Linked DNA regions of Homo sapiens: region 2 is linked to region 1. A link is an interaction called in ENCODE POLR2A ChIA-PET data of the cell type or tissue named here. Cell type or tissue: B cell. All regions are shown on one strand. Each heading gives the region's core, and the rest is flanking DNA. Links, peaks and the distances in the headings are about the cores only. Region 1 has its middle 17 kb from the start of DISP1. Region 2 has its middle 6.8 kb from the start of MIA3.

Region 1 (12,884 bases), core at 4,526-7,025:
CTTTCCAGACTCATCCTGTATCTTTTCCCTCGCTACCTCTCCCCCAAATTACCTATCTTCTCATCCCTTCTGACAAAATCTAGTTTTCTCTTTAGAGCTTCCATGAAACAGACCTCCAACCACCCTGTCTTTCCAGTCTCTTCTTACTGAGTTTCTTTGCATGTGTTTTGCTTTGTACCTGGAATGTCTTCCTTCTGCCTCTTCAACTGTTATACTCCTACTCAACCTTCAGGACCATCACAAATGTGACCCTATGAATCCTCCCAATGGCCTCCAAGAGGAGGTAATGAGTCTTGTCCTCTGGCCTCATCCACGGCTTCATATCTCTGCAGTGTTAATGACCATATTATATGCTATATTTACGCATTTACATAGCTGTCTCTTCCCACAGTAATTTACATTCCTGGAGGGCAGGAAGTATACCCCAAAAGATGACTGTGCTTTCCAGTGATTGACATAGTTTGTGTCTGATAAATGACAAAGAGATAAACAAATCAACACATGAATCAACGGGGGGAAAAAAAGCCATTCAAAACAGGCAGAATTGTCCATTTTTTGAGATCTCCAAACAGAAGTGAATGACGATCTTCCACCATTGCTTTAATGAGAAGTGGGTGAGTGTGGGCCAGATGACCTAACTTCTGACTCTAAGATTCCAAGAGAATCTGCAATAAAGTTTGTGTATGTGTGTTAGTGTATTTTGCTTAATATAAATGAAGTCAAATTGGACTCTAATGTTATTATTTTATTTTACACCATTGAATTTTTAAACTAAGAAGGTATATTTAAATACACACACACACACACACACACACACACACACACCATATGTAATATACCAAAAATTGGTTCTCTGGCCCATGAATGGTACAAAAGTTCACAGAAGAAAGTTCACAGAAGTTCACTCACCTTTACTTGTATTATATGTAAAGGGTCATTCTCCAACTTGGACAATTTGAAAAATGCAAATTTAATCTGTTTCTATTCCAAAACAAAGTCAAATACAGAGAAAGAAGAATGATAAAACGGTAGGTAAAGAAAGGTAGGTGCTATAAGGAGAGAGTTAAGGAACTGCCAGTGGGACTAGAAAAAAAAAAAAAGATAGTTGATAGTAAGGTGAACAGAGAGGGGTCTTAGATGACTCAGGAAAGCTAACTGTCCAAACAGTTCCAAATCTAAAATTAATGTGTTTATTTAAATAATATATGAAATGGAAAATGTCAAGCCGCAAAACCACTAACAGTTTTTCCTTGACAAATATGCAGCATACGTAGCTAGAAAAATACCTCTTTTCATTGGAGAAGTTTCTCCCTATTGCAGGCTCGGGTACTTTACATGCCAGTGTAACATGAATCACTTCATAGAAGCAGAGGTGAAAGAATAAGCCTGAAAATAAAATCACTTCTAGTTACCTTAACAAAACAAATGTATGTTTAAAATATTAAAATCATTCAGTCTTGATGTGAAATGTAATTTTTAAATAAGAAAAATAATTGTTTTCGCCAAATCAACATGAAACACTTAAAATAGTCCATTACCCAACCAACTCGCTTTTCACCTTCCTCTTCCTGTGTATTCCTAGTCTAAAGAGAAAGATAACTTTCTTGCTTTTTTTTTAAGGTCCCAAAGAGATTTCAGTTTACAAAGGTAGATAACATTCTTTCTACACCTTCTAAGCATCAGTTTATCTTAAAAGCTGGACTTCCCTCAAACACTCCCAGAATGCCAGCATTCACATGTTCTTCAAAACATCAAAGCCATTTACCATGGACTTTTTGAATAGTTCATTGCTAGCTGCCCAAATAAGTGTGTTATGGTTGATAATAACCTTTTCTTGACAGCTAACACATATGACAATAAAATATACAGTTTTAAACAATAAAAGTCTTTAAACCAAAGTGTCCAAATAAAAAGTGTAATATTACCCAAAACTTTAGACCAGTAATTTTTCTACAATTTTTAAGGGGAAGAAAAGTTTGCCTTACATTTCATGTGGCATCTAGCCAGCAGATCTAATTGTAGGTTGGGAAGGGTGTAACTCGTAAGTGAAATGGGAGTCGGCCACCTTTGGCTAAATCTCATTATAATCTCAGGTATCCTATCCTATTATCCATGTAAGTATACTTATACTTGTCAGTTTTATTTCAAAAATATGATCCCTGAACTTTTGACATGTAAGCCAGTAATGATTTTAAATACTGCTGGGACAGGAACGCTGAAAAAGGTCGGATTCTTAGCAAAATTATGGAACATAATCATCAGCCCTCTCATATTTCCTCTGTGTTCCCACCCCTTGTTATGGTATTAACTAAAATTTGAGGTGGAAGCTGAAGAGGTCTTAAGCATTGATCCTCCCAGGAGTGTTCTTTTATTTCCTTGGAAAATATTCATTTAAAAAAAAGGCCTTCAAGAATTAATGAAATGAAGCATTAATAGTGGATTGACATATGGAACAGGAGGGCCTCAGTTTACCAGCACAGTGCTATGGTCCCAGGCCCTTCCACTCTTCCTCCCGGGAGGTGTGAAGCTCTGCAGAACTGCTGTCCCTCTGCCCATGTGCCCTTCCCCTTGTGTCCTCCTCTCCCTTCCCACCTCCTCCATGTCCCTGCAACTAACTGCTCCAGTGTCACCATACATCCTGAATTCCTACCTAAGAGTGAATGAATAAAAACAGATGTGCTACTTTGGAGAAGAATGACCTCTGGCCAAATCATAAACTAACTGAAAAGACCTGAAAGGAACAACCTAAATGATGAGCCCTTTATCTGGTCCTCAATTAAGGTCTAAGCACATGAATTCAGCCAGTCTACTCCCTCCTCCTCATCAAACTCCTTCGTGTTTGCTGAAGTAGTTACCCACCTACGGTTCACGTCAGACATCTTTCCTCTGTCCATTAGGGCTTGGCTGGAGAGTCTTTTGACCTGAATGATTTGTGTGAGCCTGCCTCAAAAAAATCAATTCTGGCAAATGAACTCAGAGTATTTACAATAAATAAACCCTATCATTCCGGGATGGATGACTTTCTGTTCTTGGACAGCTATTTTCTAGTTTGATGCTTCAGAACCACTGCCTGTGCCATTCACTCCACCCACCCCTCCTGCTGTCTTGTACCAGCATTAGACTTTGCTCTTGGGCTCCTTGTTTTTTTTTCTGGTTCTCACCCAGAGTCAGTCCTTCTTGCCCTTATTTCTTTAATGAGAATGATTTCCCTTCTGAAAATATGATCCAAAATATACACCGATTCTCCCAGGAAAAAGTACGTGCTCACACACACAATTTTACATACAATTTCAGTATGCTCATGGATGATCCTGTTAGGTCCATGATCCCTTATCTTGGGAAACTTTGACAAATTACATAGGCAAAGTTAACCCAATCTATTAGAGAAAAAGTATACCCTGCATTTATACATGCATATAGTTCATAGCTAAGTTCATTAGGGAACAAAGTTTGTGGGACTCTTCTTTTTTTTTTTTTTTTTTGAGACAGGGTCTCATTTTGTGGCCCAGGCTGGAGTGCAGTGGTACAATCTCAGCTCACTGCAATCTCCACCTCCCAGGTTCAAGCGATTCTCATGCTTCAGCCTCCTGAGTAGATGGATTACAGGTGCCCGCCACCACATCTGGCTAGTTTTTGTATTTTCAGTAGAGACAGGGTTTTGCCTTGTTGGCCAGGCTGGTCTCGAACTCCTGACCTCAAGTGATCCACCTGCCTTGGCCTCCCAAAATGCTGGGATTACAGGCATGAATCATCGCGCCCAGCCTGTGGGACTCTTCTTGAGAAAACCACACTATGAGAACTAACCCAAAGTCTGCTCACCTTAGGATACTTTGAAGATGTATAGAGTCAAAGATTCAGGCTTCACTTACTGTAGCTAGAGGAATGCCAACTAGTCTACAATTTTTGCTTAAGGCTCCATTTTTCTATTACCCAAAACATAATTTGAATTATCATTTCATTTGAAAAATGTCATGAATAGTTCATATTTCCTTTTCCATGCCTTTACCTTTCCTACATCATTTTTTTTAGAGGTGAGGAAAAAGGAAACATGATCAGGATAAGAAAATCCAATAGCATTTGTTAAATACCTGCGGTGTCACCATTCATGAGTTTCAGAGAGCAATTATATGACAACTCAGGTTGCTGAAGTATAATCGAGTTAAGATCATTCTCATGTAGAACAAATCCTGAGATGTGAAGAACTTAATGGTGTCATTATAATTACTGAGGATTATAATTAATTTTGGATTATGAGTGTCCATGAACTTGAAAATGACAGTTTAAGTGCAGTTTGGCTCTTTATGGAGACATTTTTACATTTATAGATTGAAATATAAGGAATATAGTGTTTTTTAAAGTACTTTCAAAGCCTTCTTCATAAAATCTATTATAAATCCCCAAACCACTAGTTAAGTTACTTTGAATCTACAAATTCCTGAGTAAAAGGAGAGTAGATGGAAAAGGAGAGAAATAAACAGAAATGTTGCAATTTTTGAAAAGTGGTATTTCTGTTATTCAACATTTTTGAGCATGCATACATTCTTACTACAGAACATTAAAAAGAGCATTAACAGCATGTTTGCAGGCTCAACATGTAGCCAGACAGAGTACAATGGAAACTACCACTGTGGGACATGACTCTGGAACCAGAGGAGGGATGAATTCCTGTCCCTCACATCTGCCTCATTGTAGCATCTAAGGCAGGATGAATGGGCTGTTGTCTTAGGGAATGAGGGACCAAGGACCCAGGGGCTGCTCCAGATCCGGTATTAAAGGAGGGCGGTCCTGGTTAAGAACAGGGCTAAGGAACATCTCCTGGAGCTGTTTCCAAAGCGAGCCTATGGTTTTCTCTTAAATTATAAAAAGTACTGCCCATAGAGTGCACTTATTTGGGATAGCTTGAGGAAGGGTGATGGAAGCTATCATGTGTGGGGGTGTCCTTAAAGTCCCACTCTGGAGCTTCTATTACACCTGCTTTCCTGTTTCTCCCACCCTCCCCATGCTGTTCTCAGAAATACCTTGCTAGCCACTGTTCGCTGGATCTCTCGCCTGAGCCACACCCTTCTCTGCTTCCTGCCCTTCAGTCAGCCTCATTTTACTGCTAGCATCACCTCTGCCTGCAGGTGCTGATGGAGGTGACCAGTCTTCTGGGTGAAGTTAGCTTACTGGAGCTTTCATCACCGTGTCATCAGGGCAGCTTAAGATTCTTCATTAAGACCACTTAATGTTGCCGGGTGTGGTGGCTCACACCTGTAATCCCTGCACTTTGGGAGGCTGAGGCGGGCAGATCACCTGAGGTCAGGAGTTCAAGATGAGCCTGGCCAACATGGCAAAACCTCATCTCTACTAAAAATACAAAAATTAGCTGGGCATGTTGGCGTGCACCTGTAGTCGGGAGGCTGAGGCAGGAGAATTGGTTAAACCTGGGAGGCAGAGGTTGCAGTGAGTTGAGGTTGCACCACTGCACTCCAGCCTGGGTGACAGAGTGAGACTCTGTCAAAAAAAAAAGACCACTTAATAAGTGCAATTATTTCAGAGGGGTTTCAGTGACCAACCCTCATGGTGACAAAAGTGGCTCACACTTATTGATTAGCTTCAATTAGTCTATTCATTCAAGGGCTTTGCATGAATCTACTCATTTAATCCTCACAATAACTAGACATTAATTTTGCTCATTCTCAAGCTTTGTAATAAAGAAAGAGTATGTATTCTTTTGAGTAGCTTCATTCATTCCACATTACTTTCTTTCATTTCTGTATAGCATTCCACTGAGCAAATGAGAACAGGATTTCCTAGCTTAGGTTTATATGAAGACTATTGTGTTAACAGCTCAACAGAGCAAGACAGGTTTTTTTTCTGTTTAATTCCAGCATGACTCATGTTTGAGTTACTAAAGTTCTTTAGACTTTTTTTTTTTTTTTTTTGAGACATGGTCTCACTCTGTTGCCCAGGCTGGAGGGTGACAGCAAACTCCTCCCCCCAGGCTCAGAAGATCCTCCCCCCTCAGCCTCTGAAGTAGCTGGGACTACAGGCACATGCCACCACAACCAGCTAGTTTTTGCATTTTTAGTAGAGACAGAGTTTCACCATGTTTGCCAGGCTGGGCTCGAACTCCTGAGCTCAAGCAATCCTCCCACCTTGGCCTCCCAAAGTGTTGGAATTACAGGCATAAGCCACTGCACCCAGTCAGGAATATTTTCATTACACTTTAAAAATTAAGATTTAACTGAAAGAAAAAAAGAGGAAAGCATTTAGGGTTAAGAGTACTTGTTTGTATTGAGAGTTAGTGGGGGAATTCTGAAGCTGTTCTGTGAGCCCCCTGAAGTTTTCAGGTGAATGCTAGATCTTAATAAAATTTAGCAAAGGGTATAGAAGAAAGGGCTTCAGAAGCTGAGGCCATAACTTAGGGGACAGGAAGAAAAGAAGGAGTTAAACTTTTAGGTCATTGTTCTCATTCTCTAGAAGTTAAATTTCCAATAACTCTTCAATCCCAAATGTTTTCATACCCACAGAGAAGTGTGCTAGAGATAAACTCTGAATGTGTTTGTTTAACCCAAACTTCTAGATTTGGATAAACTGACACTTGAAGACATAGAAACTTGGATGGTCAGTTTCTTTTAGTTACCCCTTTTAAGTCCATAATTTGTAAGAGAATGGAAAATAACCCCATCATTTCTTTTTTAGAAAAGAACAAAGAATATATTCTCCTTAAAATGTCAACAAAAGTGTATAATTCTCTTTATTCTTGCAGGAGTTTCCCCTTGTTCAAATTAAATAAATATTTATTGAGCATCTACTGTGTGCAAATCCCAGTAATAGGTACTTTCAGTACATATAAATGAGTGACAGACATTTCCTTCTATTGAGGCACTTAAGATTGGGAGAATAGGTGAGTTAAAAATACAAAGAATATCGACAGACACAGTGGCTCATGCCTGTAATCCTAGCACTTTGGGAGACTGAGGTGGGCAGATCACCTGAGGTTGGGAGTTCAAGACCAGCCTGACCAACATGGTGAAACACCATCTCTACTAAAAATACAAAATTAGCCAGGCATGGTGGCATATGCCTATAATCTTGGGAGGCTGAGACAGGAGAATTGCTTGAACCCGGGTGGCGGAGGTTGCAGTGAGCCAAGATAACACCATTGCACTCCAGCCTGGGCAACAAGAGCGAAACTCCATCTCAAAAAACAAACAAACAAAAAAACAAACAAAAAAAACCAAAGAATCAAAATTAAAGCTGCAGAAAATGAGGACTATCAGAAAGGCATGCACACACAAAAAAAGTGGTAAGGGAACCAAGAGAAAAGACTGATAAAATCAAATTTAGAACAGAGGAAAGATTTTATAGAGAACTCGGTAATGGCATTGGCTTTAAAAGACGGGCCGATTTTCATAGTAGAGAGAAGATAGGGAGCTGCATTTGCCCAGTGAAGAAAACAGTAAGGGCAAAGCTATGGAGACTGGCATATTAGGAAAACAATGAATAATACAACACATAATAATGCATAATAATAATACAAAAGAGAGATATGTGGACCCCTCCCTCCTGTGGTCCCAGTGTTCTGCCCAACACCATTTCTCCAAAAATTTATTGCATTTACTTATTGTCTTTGTTTGCTAGGGCTACCATAACAAAATACCTACAGGCTGGGTGGCTTAAACAACAGAATTTGTTTTCTGATAGTTTTGGAAATCCAAAATCAAGACTGTGTTATGGGATCTTTGGGGTGCCATTTTTCTGGCTGGAAATCTCTGTAGCCGGTGGTACCTTTGCCCAAGTTTTGCTCGGGCCTGCTGGGCTCTTTTCTCCTACTTGGCTAGGCAGGATGAACTTGTCTCACACTACTGACCTGGGTCCCATGCTTGTCAAGGATGAGTCAGGCGTGGAATGGTGAGGGGTGTGTGAATGAATCTGTGGTCCGGCCACTGCGCCCAGACAGACATGCTGGCTGCTGCAGTGGGGTGGGCAGCACCAGGTGCTGGCATGGGTGCTGGCTCTCTGAGAAGCTGCAGCTGAACCAGACGCAACACAAGTAGCTCATCATGGCTGGCACTGGGGAATATGGTGGCACCTGGAAGCTTGGAGATCCCAGGAACTGCAGGGCTTTAAAGAGGGAGTCACAGCCCTGGCTCAGGGAGCTCCAAGGTCTGGGATCCCCGAAGGGCCACAGCTCATCTCTCCTTTTCTTTGCCTGCAACATGGCAAGCAAGGGGCATGTTTCAGCTCTGTTTGCATTATAGCTCTTTTAGCCCCGCCATTCAATGGGTCCTGAGTTCTTGTCCTGTGACGAGGAAGAATGAGGTATGCAGACAAGTGGAGAGTGGGTAAGATGAAGCGGAGCTTTATTGAGTGATAGAACAGCTCGGTCTCCCACAGAAGGCAGCGCCTTTCTGTAGCTATGGTGTCCCATTGGCGAGTGTTCAGCTCCTGGCAGAGAGGAGACCCTGTTGTAGGAAGCTCCTCTCTGCAGACAAGTTATACCATTTTCTCTGCAGCTCTCAGCAGAGAGGAGTCCCTGAAGTGGGTAGCTCCTCTCTGCAGCTGTTCATCCCAATGTCTACTCAGCTCTGGATGAACCCAGGACTTTTATGGGCCTCAGAGGGGAGGAAGTGTGTGCCGATTGGTCCACAGGTGGCCATGGGTGGGCCGGGAAAAGGCACCAGGAGTTCCTACTCTGGTTCATGGGACTAGCAGTCCAGCCCACAGTCTTCAGGCCCTCCCTAGCCTGAATGTGGGGCCTCACCAGGGACCTGCCCACTTCTGCCCAGGAACCTGTCTGCCTTCAGCTGCCATCCATGGTATCCAGGCTGTAGTTGCCAAGGGGCACCTGCAGGCCAGTGCAGAGCTGCCCTTAGCCACCCTTGGCTTCCTTCCTATGCTTGTTGGTGCCCAAAGTCCAGAAGTGGCTGAGATGGCAAGAAGCTGGCATGTCAGCACTGCCCCAAGAGTGTGCACACTTGGCTGGGCTCCAACAGTGCCTGGGCTCAGCCTGACTTTGCTTCAAGATAGAAGCAGGTGCCTACAGCAGAGAGAAGCCAGGCAGTGGGAGCAGGCACTTCCAAGCCTGTGAGGGTAGGAGGAGGCCTTCCAGGGCCCCTAAGAGTGTAGAGATGCCTGGGTCTGCAGCCACAGTTTGGGCGGCTACAGCTGTGGGGGTGGAGGAGGGGCAGGAGGGGAGGTGGCTCCTGCCTGCTCCATGGAGCAGGAGGCCTGGATCTGCAGCCCTGGTTTGGGCAGCTGAAGCTGTGCATCAGAGGTTGGAGCTCCCACCTGCTCCCGGGCCCCAAGAGCACAGGGATGTCTGGGTCCGCAGCTGTGGCTTGGGCGGCTGCAGTGGCATCCAAGGAGCTCCTGCCCCAACTCAGAATGGGTGGGGCTCCCACTTCTCCCCAGTTCCTGCTGGCTTCATGGAGTGTGCAGCCCTGGCTGCGCCTCCCTGCTGCAGCTGGCATGATGGCAGCGGTTGCTACAAATGGCCTGCCACTGCCATCAACTGGAAGTCCAAGATCAAAGTGTTGGCAGGTTTGGTTTCTCCTGAGGTCTCTTTCCAGACTTGCAGATGGCTGTCTTCTTTCTCTCTGTGTCCTTACGTCACCTCTCCTCTGTATGTGTGCATCCCTGGTGTATCTCTCTCCTTTTACAAGAGCACCAGTCCTACTGGATTGGTGTCCTACCCTCATGACCTCATTTAACCCCTTTACCTCTTTAAAGGCCCTATCTCCTAATACATTCTAAGGTACTGGCGGGTAGGGTATCAACATATGAATTGGGGATGGGCACAATTCAATCCATAACACTTATTTAGTAATCTTCTGCTTATCATGAGGGAAGGGATCTGGTCTTGTTCATATCTCTACTCCATGTGCCTTAGTCCAATGCATGGTACATAAACATTTCTTAACCCACTTTTTGTTGATTTAGAGGTAGAGTGAAGACTATGGAGGTTGAAGTCAGGTGATGGAGAGATTTAGATGCTAAGAATAGGAGTTTAAATGCTTAGAATAAAGAAAGGGGCTGGGGGTTGTATGGTGAGAAGTACTATTCAAGAGAATTACTCTGTCAGCAATGTAGAGGATTTGTTGGAGGTAAGAGGAAAAGGAAGCAGGAAATTCTATCACTGTGGCCCAGGCCAGGGGCACTGAAGACCTGTTCCAAAGCTTGGATGTGACAATTGATTAGGAATGGAAGCAAAGGAGAGGAAGCAGTTCAAAAAAAAAAAAAAAAAGTTTGGGTTTTTAAACTTTATTTATTTTTAATTGACAAAAATAATTATGTGCATTTATGAGGTACAACATGATGTTTTGATCCATGCACACATTGTAGAAAGGTTAAATCCAGCTAATTAACATATCTAACATATCTATCACTTCATCAATTTATCTTTTTTCTTGTGAGATGTTAAAAATCTATTATTTTAACAGTTTTGAAATACACAATACATTATTATAGATCATTGAAACGTATTCCTTCAGTCTAAACTGAAACCTTGAACCCTTTGATCAACATTCCTTCGCTTCTCCCACCCTTCTCCCCCTCACCAGCCGATGGTAACCACAACCATCTTTCTGCTCACTGTTTCTATGAAATTTACTTTTTTAGATTCCACATATAAGGGAGATCACCCAGTATTTGACTTTCTGTGCCTGGCTTATTTCACTTAGCATAACTGAGATTTTTGAGCTTGATGACTTAAGAGAACAAGTCATGTTTCCATTCAAGTCAAAAGGTGGTGCTCAGGATGAATATGATGAGTTTGAGAAGCAGTTCAGCTACATGGATGCTACCTGAGAGATTTTCAATGTGGGAAACGAAAAGACAAGTTTAGTTCCTATTGCAAAAAAAGTTGAAAATGTGGGTCGGTTGTCCAAGAAAGAGCCGTAAGAGTAAGCTGCATGGTGGTCAAAACTTTGGCTGTTTTATTCACTCTTGTATACTCAGCTCCTAGTCAATGTCTGGCACATATATAATGTTCAATAAATATTTGTTGAATAGATGAAATAGGGATTGAGGAGTGATCTGCATTGCAGGCACTGCAGTGAGAGAGATGGTTGTTAAAATCGAAGGCATGAAAGAGGAAAAAGAGGGGAAGCAAGGAATAAGGCCAATTACTCCTACTTGACTTCAAATTATTTCTCTGCAAATTATGTGAAACACAACAGATAATTCTTATCAAAATCAAATAGAGAAAAATCAATCTCAGTACCTCTGCAAAAAAATACAGGCATTTGGGGGTGGGCAGGGTGTTGATAATGTGTTATCAAATAGCAACACCTAGTGATCAGTTCCGAAAACAACATGGGGATTTTTCAATGAGTTTTTTAGTGAAGTTTTTCATAGAACTCAGACATGCAGAAAAGGAAACTTATCGAAATTGACCAGTTTTGCAGGTGGTAGTAACAATGATAACTAATATTTGTATGACACTTAATAACTTATAAAATGCTCTCTTATACTTTATCTCATTTGATAACAGATGAATATTGTGGTAGAATAAAGGTGAGGTTGATGTAGAGAAGATGGTTGGGGTCTGGGCTACTTGTTATGATTGAATCCAGCACAGTGGCAGGCAGCCAAAGAGGAAGGTTTGATTTCTGAACAGGTTTTACTCCAACAATTTACCATAGAGTGTACGCAGGTCCTCCATCTCTGCCTTTCATTGCAGAAATGGTGGGTTATAAGCAGTGGTAGGCAAGAAAAGGGGGATTTAAAGAAGCATCTCTAAGGAGAGCCATGCAGCTACACACACACACACACACACACACACACACACACACACACGAATACGAACACATACGCATATATATGTGCACACGCACGCACGCGCACACACACACACCCTTTCTCCCTCTACCCACAGGTGAAAACTTAATCCAATTTGTCAGACCCTCTTGTTGATTTCCATTTGAACCTCATCAACCTTTTTAAATTTTCCTACTCTCAGTCCCTGAATCCTGAACTGCAGAGGCTGACTGCTCTGGGACTTGAATGCCAGTTCCAACACTTCCTTACTGCCTGACCTTGAACAAATCACTTAATCTTCTGTGTCTCAGTTTCACCACCTATAAAATGGGAGTAATAACAGAACCTACCTCCTAGGTTTGTTACGAGGTTTAAATGTGTTTGTATCTCAAGCACTTAAAAATTCCTATCTTATAATAAATATTAGCAATTACTTTTCTATCATCATATTCTAACTATTTATTTACATTTGATGCCTTTTTCCCTAAACTTCAGTTTCCTTGAGTATAGAATACTTTTTCCTTTTTTTTTAGAGATGAGGTCTCCCTATGTTGGCCAGGCTGGCCTCTAACTCCTGAGCTCAAATGATCCTCCTGCCTTGGCCTCCCAAAGTGCTAGGATTACAGGCATGAGCCACCATGCCCAGCCTCTTGAGTATAGAATATCGTTCATCTCTGAAACCCTAACACTTAGGTATGGCACATAGTAGGACTAGGTAAGCAGTTAGCTTCAGAGATTTCAGAGGAATAGCAGGATGTCTGAAGAGTTTCCTGGAATATGGTGCTATTTAAAGCAGGTCATATTAGGGGACCCAGGCAGGCTGTCCAGTCTAGAATTCTTAGCTGTCCTTAACTTGTGAATGGGCAGTCTTGGGTAGGCTAAAAAGGCACAGCAACAGAAATTGGAAGGGGATCCACGTACAAGAACTAAGGATAACATGGGCAAGATGACTCAGGATTCAGGAACAGGACAGAAACTTTGATAACAGAATTGGAGCAAATCCAAGGCTGGACTCTCACTGCATCTTTCCTGGATAGATTTAATAGTCTCGTAAGTCTCCCTTTTTCAATTATTTCTCACACTGCCACCAGAGTCAGCATTCTAACACTCTGATTATGCCATTTCCTTGTTCATAAATT
Region 2 (9,160 bases), core at 5,374-7,873, 190 kb after region 1:
TTTCACTCAGCATAAACATTTGAAATACATTCAGAATCTGACCACTTCTCCCCATCTCCAGTGCCAGCAGTGCAGGCCAGGCCACCCATCTCTCACCTGAATAACTGCAATAGCCTTGTCATGTTCTTGCTTCTGCTCTTGCCCTTCCAAAGTCATAGTCTCAATAGTAGCTAAAGCAATTGTTTTATGAAATAAATGTGGTCATGCCTCTCCCCTGCTCATAACCTTCCCATGGCTTCCCATTTCCAAGTAAAATGCAATTACTTTTTTATGGAGTACACTGTCTTATTTAATTTTACTCCTCTGCCCTTTTACCCTCATTTCCTAACACTCCTCCCTTGCTCTGTTGGTTCCACTCAGATACACCAAGCCTAATCCTGCATTCGTGTATCTGCACTTGCAATTTTCCGTCAGCCTGGAATAATTCCCCAAATAGTCTGCCTGGCTAACTAGTTTCCTCACTTCATCGTGTCTCTGTAACAGTGCCATATCTTACAAGTGAGGCCTTCCCTGATACCCCTACGTAAAACAGAACTCCTTCTCATGACTAGCTGGCTCATCACTGTGCTTTATTTTTCTTTAGAGCGTTTACCACCTGCCTTATGTTTATCTACTTTACTGCCACCCAACCTCCAATATAAGCTCCATGGAAGCAGCGGATTTGTCTGTTTTGTTCACTGCTGTAATATCAGTGCCTAGAACAATGTCTGGAATATATAAGGTACTCAACAAATGATTTGTTGAATAAACCCACAGATCTTCACACATTATAAATATATTATGCTATTAACCTAAATAAAGCCTCCATAAAATGAATAGTACCAAAAGGGAATATACCATGAAAACAAGGCATTTGGTGTCTTCCCCTCAGTAGCATCCTTACCGCCAAGGACAGAACCTGAAATGTATTTACTGTTGAATGAGGGTGTATTTGTTGCAGAGGGAGTGGATGAAATAGCATGTATTTTTTCCCAATATACTACCAGAATATTAAAGCAGATTTAAAACATGATTTTATCTTATTTCTCCTTAGATTAGAATTAATAACAATTAATTGATGAAAAAAACAAAACTCCAACATGATCTAATCGAATATTATTACTTTACAAAGTGAATAATATTCACTTTGACTAATATTTACAAAAGCTTTTACATGAAAGGTCAGAGCTCTCTGTTACTGAAGAACTAGCTACTTAAGTGTGTAGATTTTATAGGGTTTTGATTTATTTACATTTTTGAAAAAATCATTTTCTTAAAAAGATATTGACAAGCCTGGTGGATAATTAGAAGACAGTTCTCAGCTGACCATAGTGAAGGTAGGGGTGGTGGTTCTTCCTCCTAGCATATATAAAATTAGGGGATGAATCAGAATTCATTTTCACTCATAGCGTTTGAATATGTGGCATTGATGTTTAACATAAACTCTAATCCTACATGTATTATTTGGTAACACTTCAAATGGAATTTTCAAATGGGTAAAGATTAAGTAAGAGTTAAAAATAAATTTGCCTAGTTTTGGGTGGAAGATACATAGAAATGTAACATTGGAGGGTTTCTGACCTCAGGGAATTTGCAGTCTAAATGAGAAAACAAGAGATAACTGAAACAAATAGGAGACATCGCAATAACATATATCATTGTAAACTTGCCATGGTGCCTAGCCATGAACATCCAGAAGGTCTAACACTGAAGTTACCAGTAAGAACCTAGAATCTATTGCCAATGATAAAATCTATTGCCAATGATAGAATCTATTGCCAATGATAAAATCACTCAGTGTTTAGAGAATGGAGTCAAACATTTATTGAGGACTATAGCTTCCATCCAAGATGGAGTAACAGGGACAGGATTTACCCTTTCACATTAAACATCTAAAAATCTGGACAAAATATAGGAAATACTGTCAGACATTGGACAATAAGCAATATAGAACAGTAATCCCTAAGATAAACTTGACAGATGAGATGAGTGCTATGATTGCCCTTGCTTACTGCCTGGAGAGTTTCCAGGACACAGCTAGGGAAGGGAAACTCAAATAGGAAATCTTCTTGAGTTAAAGAGACAGATTTGAGAGTTTGAGGAAGCCAATGTAGCTAGAGTTCACAGGGCAAAGTCCAAGAGAGGAAAAAAAAATGCTACACGGAGAAGAGAAAATTGTACAGAGAGAACTCCAGAGATCTACAGAGGATTTCCTTCAAGTCTTCAGCTGAGTAACAATAAGCATATGTGTGTGAGGAGCTAGCTGATGCCAGGAAAAGAACACCAGGGAGGAATGGAAGAGACAATTGTTAGAGTGCAGAACAGTTTGTATTATCACCAGCCAGAGTAGAAAAATCTGTAATAAACAGGGCATCAAGTATAATATTCAGTAAGAGGGAAAAATTAGCCCAAGATTAGAGGCTACCCTGGTCCTGCCTAGCAAAACTGAAAAGCAAGCCTTGAAAAGATCAAAATGCTTCCAAGTAAATTAACTGCATTCCAGAATAAACTTCTAGCATATTTAAAAGAATACAAAAATATCTAACACTCAACAAGGTAAATTCATGATGTCTGGAATGCAGTGAAAAATTATAAGGTATGCAAAGAAGTAAGAAAATGCAACTCATAATGAAGAGAAATCGATCAATAGAAATGATCAAAAATGACACTAGTGATGGAATTATTACACAAGGGTATGAACACAGTTATAGTCCATATGTTCAAAATGCTATAGGAAAGCATATGTATATAAAAGAGAAACAAGATATAAAAACAATCGAATTCAAACTTAGGTGAAAAAAACCAATGCCTGAGATAAAAAATACACTGGATAGGATTAACAAAAGATTGTATACTACAGAAGACAATATTAGTGAGCTTGAAGATGTAGCAATATAAACTCTTCACAATGAAACCCGTAGGTATGAGCTGACAGATGTACAAAGCAAAAAAAGAAAAACAAAAATTTTTAAAAAGACAAAAAAATCAAACAATGAAACACAAAGAGTAAAGAGATGGAAAGAAATGAATAGACCATCAGTGTGCACAACTTCAACCAGTCCAATGTATGTGTAATTGGGGTCTCTGAAGGAGATGAAGAGACAGAAAATATTTTTGAATAAATAATGAGTGAAGGTATTCCAAATTTGATGAAAACTCACAGATTCAAGAAGCCCAACAAATCCCAAGCACAGGAAACATCAAGAAAACAACACCAATGCACATCAAATTGGCTAAAACCAGTGGTAAGGAAAAAAACTTGAAAAGGATCTACAGAAAATATACATAATATATAGAAAGGAGCAAAGATAAAATGACTGTATACTTCTTGTCAGAGCCATGTCAGCCAGAACATTTTTAAAGTTCTGAAAGAAAAGAAAGGTGACATTCTGGAATTATATACCAAAGATGAGGTAGTCTTTCTTCAAAGATGAAGTAAAGTCTTTTCAATGAATGATGCTAAGACAACTGAATATCCATGTGCAAAAGAATTAAGTTGAACCCTACCTCCTACCACATATAAAAATTAACTCAAAATGGATCACAGACCTAAATGTCATAGCTAAAACCATAAGACTCTTAGAAAAAAACATAGGGGTAAATCCTGGAATAGGCAATGGTTTCTCATCTATGACACCAAAAGCACAAGGAACAAAGAAAAGAATAGATAAATTAGACTTTATCAAATATAAAACTTCTATGCTTCAAAGGTTACCATCAAGAAAATGAAGAGACATTATATCAAAACAAAATTTAAAAAAAGAAAAATGAAAAGGCAGTCACAAAGAACAGAAGAAAATATTTGAAATTAATATATCTGATAAAGGACTTGTACCTAGAATATATAAGGAACTCTTACAACTCAATAACAAAAAGATAAATGAATAACCCAATTTGAATATGGGCAAAGGGGCCGGGTGCGGTGGCTCACGCCTGTAATCCTAGCACTTTGGGAGACCGAGGCAGGTGGATTGCCTGAGCTCAGGAGTTCTAGACCAGCCTGGGCAACACAATGAAACCCCATCTCTACTAAAATACAAAAAAATCAGCTGGGCATGGCGGCATGCTCCTGTAATCCCAGCTACTAGGGAGGTCGAGGCAGGAGAATCACTTGAACCTGGGAGGAGGAGGTTGCAGTAAACCGAGATCACACCACTGCCCTTCAGCCTGGGTGACAGAGCTAGACTCTGTCTCAAAACAAAACAAAACAAAAAACAGAACAAAATGGGCAAAGGATTGGAATAGACATTTCTCCAAAGAAAATATTCAATGGCCCATAAGCAAATGAAAGGATAGATACTCAACATCATTAGCTAGTAGAAGAGTGTAAATCAAAACCACAATGAGACACTACTTCATACCTACTAGGTTGGCTATAATATAAAAGAGAATAACAGATGTTGTCAAGAATGTGGAGAAATGGGAACACATATACGTTGCTGGTAGGAATATCAAGTGGTACAGGCACTTTGGAAAATAGTCTAGCAGTTCCTCAAGAAGATAAACATAGAATTACCATATGACCCAATAAATCTACCCCTAGTTATATAACCAAGAGCAATAAAAACTTATATCCACACAAAACCTTGTCTACCAATGCTCATAATAGCATTATTCATGAAAGTAAAAAATGGAAACAACCTACGTGTTCATTCAACTGATGAATTAATGGTAGGTATAAAATATGGTAGGTATATCAATACAATGACAATTAAAAAGGAATGAAATAATGATACATACTACAACATAAGTGACCCTTGAATGGATTATTCTAAATGAAAGAACTTAGCCACAAAAAGCCCCATACTGTGTGGTTCCATTTAGATGACATTTTCAGAGTAGAAAAATCTATAGACACAGAAAGTAGGATGCCCAGGGCTGGAAGAGGTGGGAGCTCAATGATTGACAGATGAAGTGTACAAAGTTTCTCTTTGCGGTGATGGAAATGTTCTAAAATTGATTGTGGTGAAGGCTACACATCTCCATACTAACAACCATAGAACTGTACACTTCAAGTGGGTGGATTGTATGGTATGCGAGTTATAGGTCAATAAAGCTGTACCCCTCCAAAAGACTCTCATGTCAAAAAGTAAATTTCTAAATATGCAAAATAAAGCAAGACAAAATATGGTAAAATACATTTTCACATGCACAAATGCTGAAAGAATTCATCACTACAAGATCTACAATTCAAGAAATGTTGAAGCCCTTTAGGCAGAAAAAAATAACAGATGGAAATCTGGATATACGAAAAAGAATAAAGAATGCCAGAAATGTATATATGTGGGCAAATATAAAATATTTTTCTATTTAAAATATATAAAACATGTTTCTTATTTTAAAAATCTCTTTAAAAGATAATTAACTGTTTAAAGCAAACTAATAACAATATATCATGAAATATACACTATATGTACATTAAAATGAATGACAACTAAAGTATAAAACCAGGAGAGGAGAAATAGAAATAAAGATCTTAAACTATAGATGAAGTGATAAAATATTCCATGAAGGTATAGTATAATAAATTAAAGATATATACTATAAACCCTGAGGCAACACCAAAAAAAGCACAGAGTTATAGCTGTAAGCTCACAAAGGACATAACCTGTGGTTAATTCAGAAGTAGATGATAAAAGAGTAAAAGGGAAAAAAAACAGATGGGACAAATAGAAAGGAAATAACAAGACCCTGGATTTTATCAATCATATCAATAATCACATTAAATGTAAATGGTCAGAGGCAGGACTGTTAGATACAATTCAAAAGCAATACCCTACTAGATGCTGTCTACAAGAAAACACAATTGAAATATAATGACACAAATACATTAAATGTAAAAAAAGATAAACCATGCTAACACTAATCAAAATAAGCTAGAGTAGCCATATTAATATCAGACAAAATAGATTTAAGAGCAAAGAATATTACCAGAGATAGCTATTTCATAATGTTAAAGAAGACAACTCATCAAGATGATACAACAATTTTAAATGTATATACATTTAATAATAGAGCTTTAAAATTCATGAAGCAAAAAGTGATAAAACCTAATAGGAGAACTGCACAAATAGTTGGAGATTTCACCACCTTTCTCTCAATAATTGATTGAACAAGAACCCAGATAATCAGTAAGGATATAGAAGGCTTAACACCATCAATTAACTTGTCCTAATTGATATTTGTAGAACACTCCACCCGACGACAACAGAATACATATTCTTTTTAAGTTTTTGTGGAATAGTTACAACAATGTCATGGGCCACAGAACAATTTGAATTTTCAAAAATTCAAATTATGCAAAATATGTTCTCTGACCACATGGAATTAAATTAGAAATCAATAACAAAAAGGTATCTGGAAGATGTCCAAGTTTTAGAAACTGAATAGTATGGTTTAGCTCTGTGTCCCCACCCAAATCTCATCTTGTAGCTCCCATAATTCCCACGTGTTGTGGGAGGGACCTGGTGAGAGATTATTGAATCATGGGGTGGGTCTTTCCCATGCTGTTCTCATGATAGTGAATAGGTCTCACAAAATCTGATGGTTTTAAAAACAGGAGTCTCCCTGTACAAGCTCTCTTTTTGTCTGTTGCCATCCATGTAAGACATGGCTTGCTGCTCCTTGCCTTCTGCCATAATTGTGAGGCCTCCCCAGCCATGTGGAACTGTGAGTCCAATAAACCTCTTTCTTTTGTAAATTGCCCAGTCTCAGATATGTCTTTGTCAGCAGCATGAAAACAAACTAATACAGTAAGTTGGTACCAGTAGAGTGGGGCATTGCTGAAAAGATACCCAAAAATGTGGAAGCAACTTTGGAACTGGGTAACAGGCAGAGCTTGGAACAATTCAGAAGGCTCAGAAGAAGATAGGAAAATGTGGGAAAATCTGGAACTTCCTTGAGACTTGTTGAATGGCTTTGACAAAAATGCTGATGGTGATATGGACAATAAGGTCCAGGAGGAGGTGGTCTCAGAGGCATATAAGGAACTTGTTGGGAACTGGAGCAAAGGTGACTCTTGCTATGTTTCAGCAAAGAGACTGGCAGCATTTTGCCCCTGTCCTAGAGGTTTGTGGAACTTTGAACTTGAGAGAGATGATTTAGGGTATCTTGCAGAAGAAATTTCTAAAAGAAAGCATTCAAGAGGTGACTTGGGTGCTGTTAAAGGCATTCAGCTTCAAAAGGGAAATGGAGCATAAAAGTTTGGAAAATTTGGGTGGGCACAGTGGCTCACGCCTGTAATCCCAGCACTTTGGGAGGCCGAGGTGGGTGGATCACGAGCTCAAGAGATCAAGACCATCCTGGCCAACATGGTGAAACCCCATCTCTACTAAAAATACAAAAATTAGCTGGGCATGGTGGTGCACACCTGTAGTCCCAGCTACTTGGGAGGCTGAGGCAGGAGAATCACTTGAACTTGGGAGGTGGAGGTTGCAGTGAGCCAAGGTCGCGCCATCACATTCCAGCCTGGTGACAGAGCAAGAATCTGTCTCAAAAAAAAAAAAAAAAAAAAAAGAAAAGTTTGGAAAATTTGCAGCCTGACAATGTGATAGAAAAGAAAATCCCATTTTCTGGGGAGAAATTCAAGCTGGCTGCAGAAATTTGCATAAGTAACAATGAGCCAAGACAATGGGGAAAATGTCTCCAGGGCATGTCAGAGACCTTTGTGGCAGCCCCTCCCATCACAGGCCTAGAGGTTTAAGAGGAAAAAGTGGTTTTGTGTGCCTGGCCCAGGGTCCCTCTGCTGTATGCAGTCTAGGGACTTGGTGCCCTGTATCCCACCTGCTTCAGCTGTGGCTGAAAGGGGCCAGTGTAGAGCTTGGGCCATGGATTTAGAGGGTGCAAGCCTCAAGCCTTGGCAGCTTTCATGTGATGTTGAGCCTGCGAGTGCACAGAAGTCAAGAATTGAGGTTTAAGAACCTCCACCTAGATTTCAGAAGATGCAAGGAAAGGCCTGGATGCTCCGGCAAAAGTTTGCTGCAGGAGTGGAGCCCTCATGGAGAACCTCTGCTAGGGCACCACAGAAGGGAAATTTAGAATGGGAGCCCCCATGCAGAGTCCCTACTGGGGCACTGCCTAGTGGAGCTGTGAGAAAGAGCCACCATCCTCCAGACCCCAGAATGGTAGATCCACTGACAGCTTGCACCGTGCACCTGGAAAAGCCGCAGACACTCAGTGCCAGCCTGTGAAGGCAGCTGGGAGGGAGGCTGTACTCTGCAAAGCAAGAGGGGTGGAGCTGCCCAATACTATGGGAACCCACCTATTCCATCAGCATGACCTGGGTGTGAGACGTGGGGTCAAAGGAGATCGTTTTGGAGCTTTAAGATTTGACTTCTAGCCCCTTTGTTTTGGCCAATTCCTCCCATTTGGAATGGCTCTATTTATCCAGTGCCTGCACCCCCATTGTATCTAGGAAGTAACTAACTTGCTTTTGATTTTACAGGCTCATAGGTGGAAGGGACTTGCCTTGTCTCAGATAAGACTTTGGACTGTGGACTTTTTTTTTTTTTTTTGAGATAGAATCTCACTCTGTTGCCCAGGCTGGAGTGCAGTGGCACAATCTTAGCTCACTGCAACCTCCACCTCCTAGGCTTAAGTGATTCTCCTGCCTCAGCCTCCCAAGTAGCTGGGATTACAGGCATGTGCTAGCACAGCCAGCTAATTTTCGTATTTTTAGTAGAGATGTGGTTTCACCGTATCAGCCAGGCTTGTCTCAAACTCCTGACCTCAGGTGATCTGCCCACCTCGGCCTCCCAAAGTGCTGGGATTACAGGTGTGAGCCACCATGCCCAGCTGACTGTGGACTTTTGAGTTAATGTTGGAATGAGCTGAGACCTTGGGGAACTTTTGGAGAGGCATGATTCGCTTTGAAATGTGAAGATACCAGATTTGGCAGAGGCCAGGGGTAGAATAATATGGTTTGGCTCTGTGTCTCCACCCTAATCTCATCTTGTAGCTCCCATAATTCTTGCATGTTGTGGGAGGGACCTGGTGACAGATGATTGAATCACAGGGGCAGGACTTTCCTGTGCTGTTCTCATGATAGTGAATGGGTCTCATGAGATCTGATGGTTTTTAAAACAGGAGTATCCCTGTACAAGCCCTCTTTTTGCCTGCTGCCATTCATGTAAGATGTGACTTGCTTCTCCTTGCCTTCCACCATGATTGTGAGGCCTCCCCA

Evidence for each region. ChIA-PET counts read pairs that join two places held together with the same protein. Peaks named below come from ENCODE experiments on the same cell type or tissue, not always from the same donor. Only the 100,000 strongest peaks of a DNase experiment are listed, where the experiment ranks them.
Region 2: POLR2A ChIA-PET joins it to region 1 with 5 read pairs; 3 of 35 experiments call an interaction of 5 or more read pairs at or near these places.

What each region holds. Positions count from the first base shown.
Region 1 is chr1:222,791,336-222,804,219 of GRCh38, reverse strand. No RefSeq gene overlaps it. Among named protein-coding and RNA genes, the nearest start is that of DISP1, 17 kb to the left of the region's middle. In B cell, for the core only: no CTCF peak of the experiment used is centred there; a DNase peak (open chromatin) is centred at 5,959.
Region 2 is chr1:222,606,762-222,615,921 of GRCh38, reverse strand. No RefSeq gene overlaps it. Among named protein-coding and RNA genes, the nearest start is that of MIA3, 6.8 kb to the left of the region's middle. In B cell, for the core only: no CTCF peak of the experiment used is centred there; no DNase peak of the experiment used is centred there.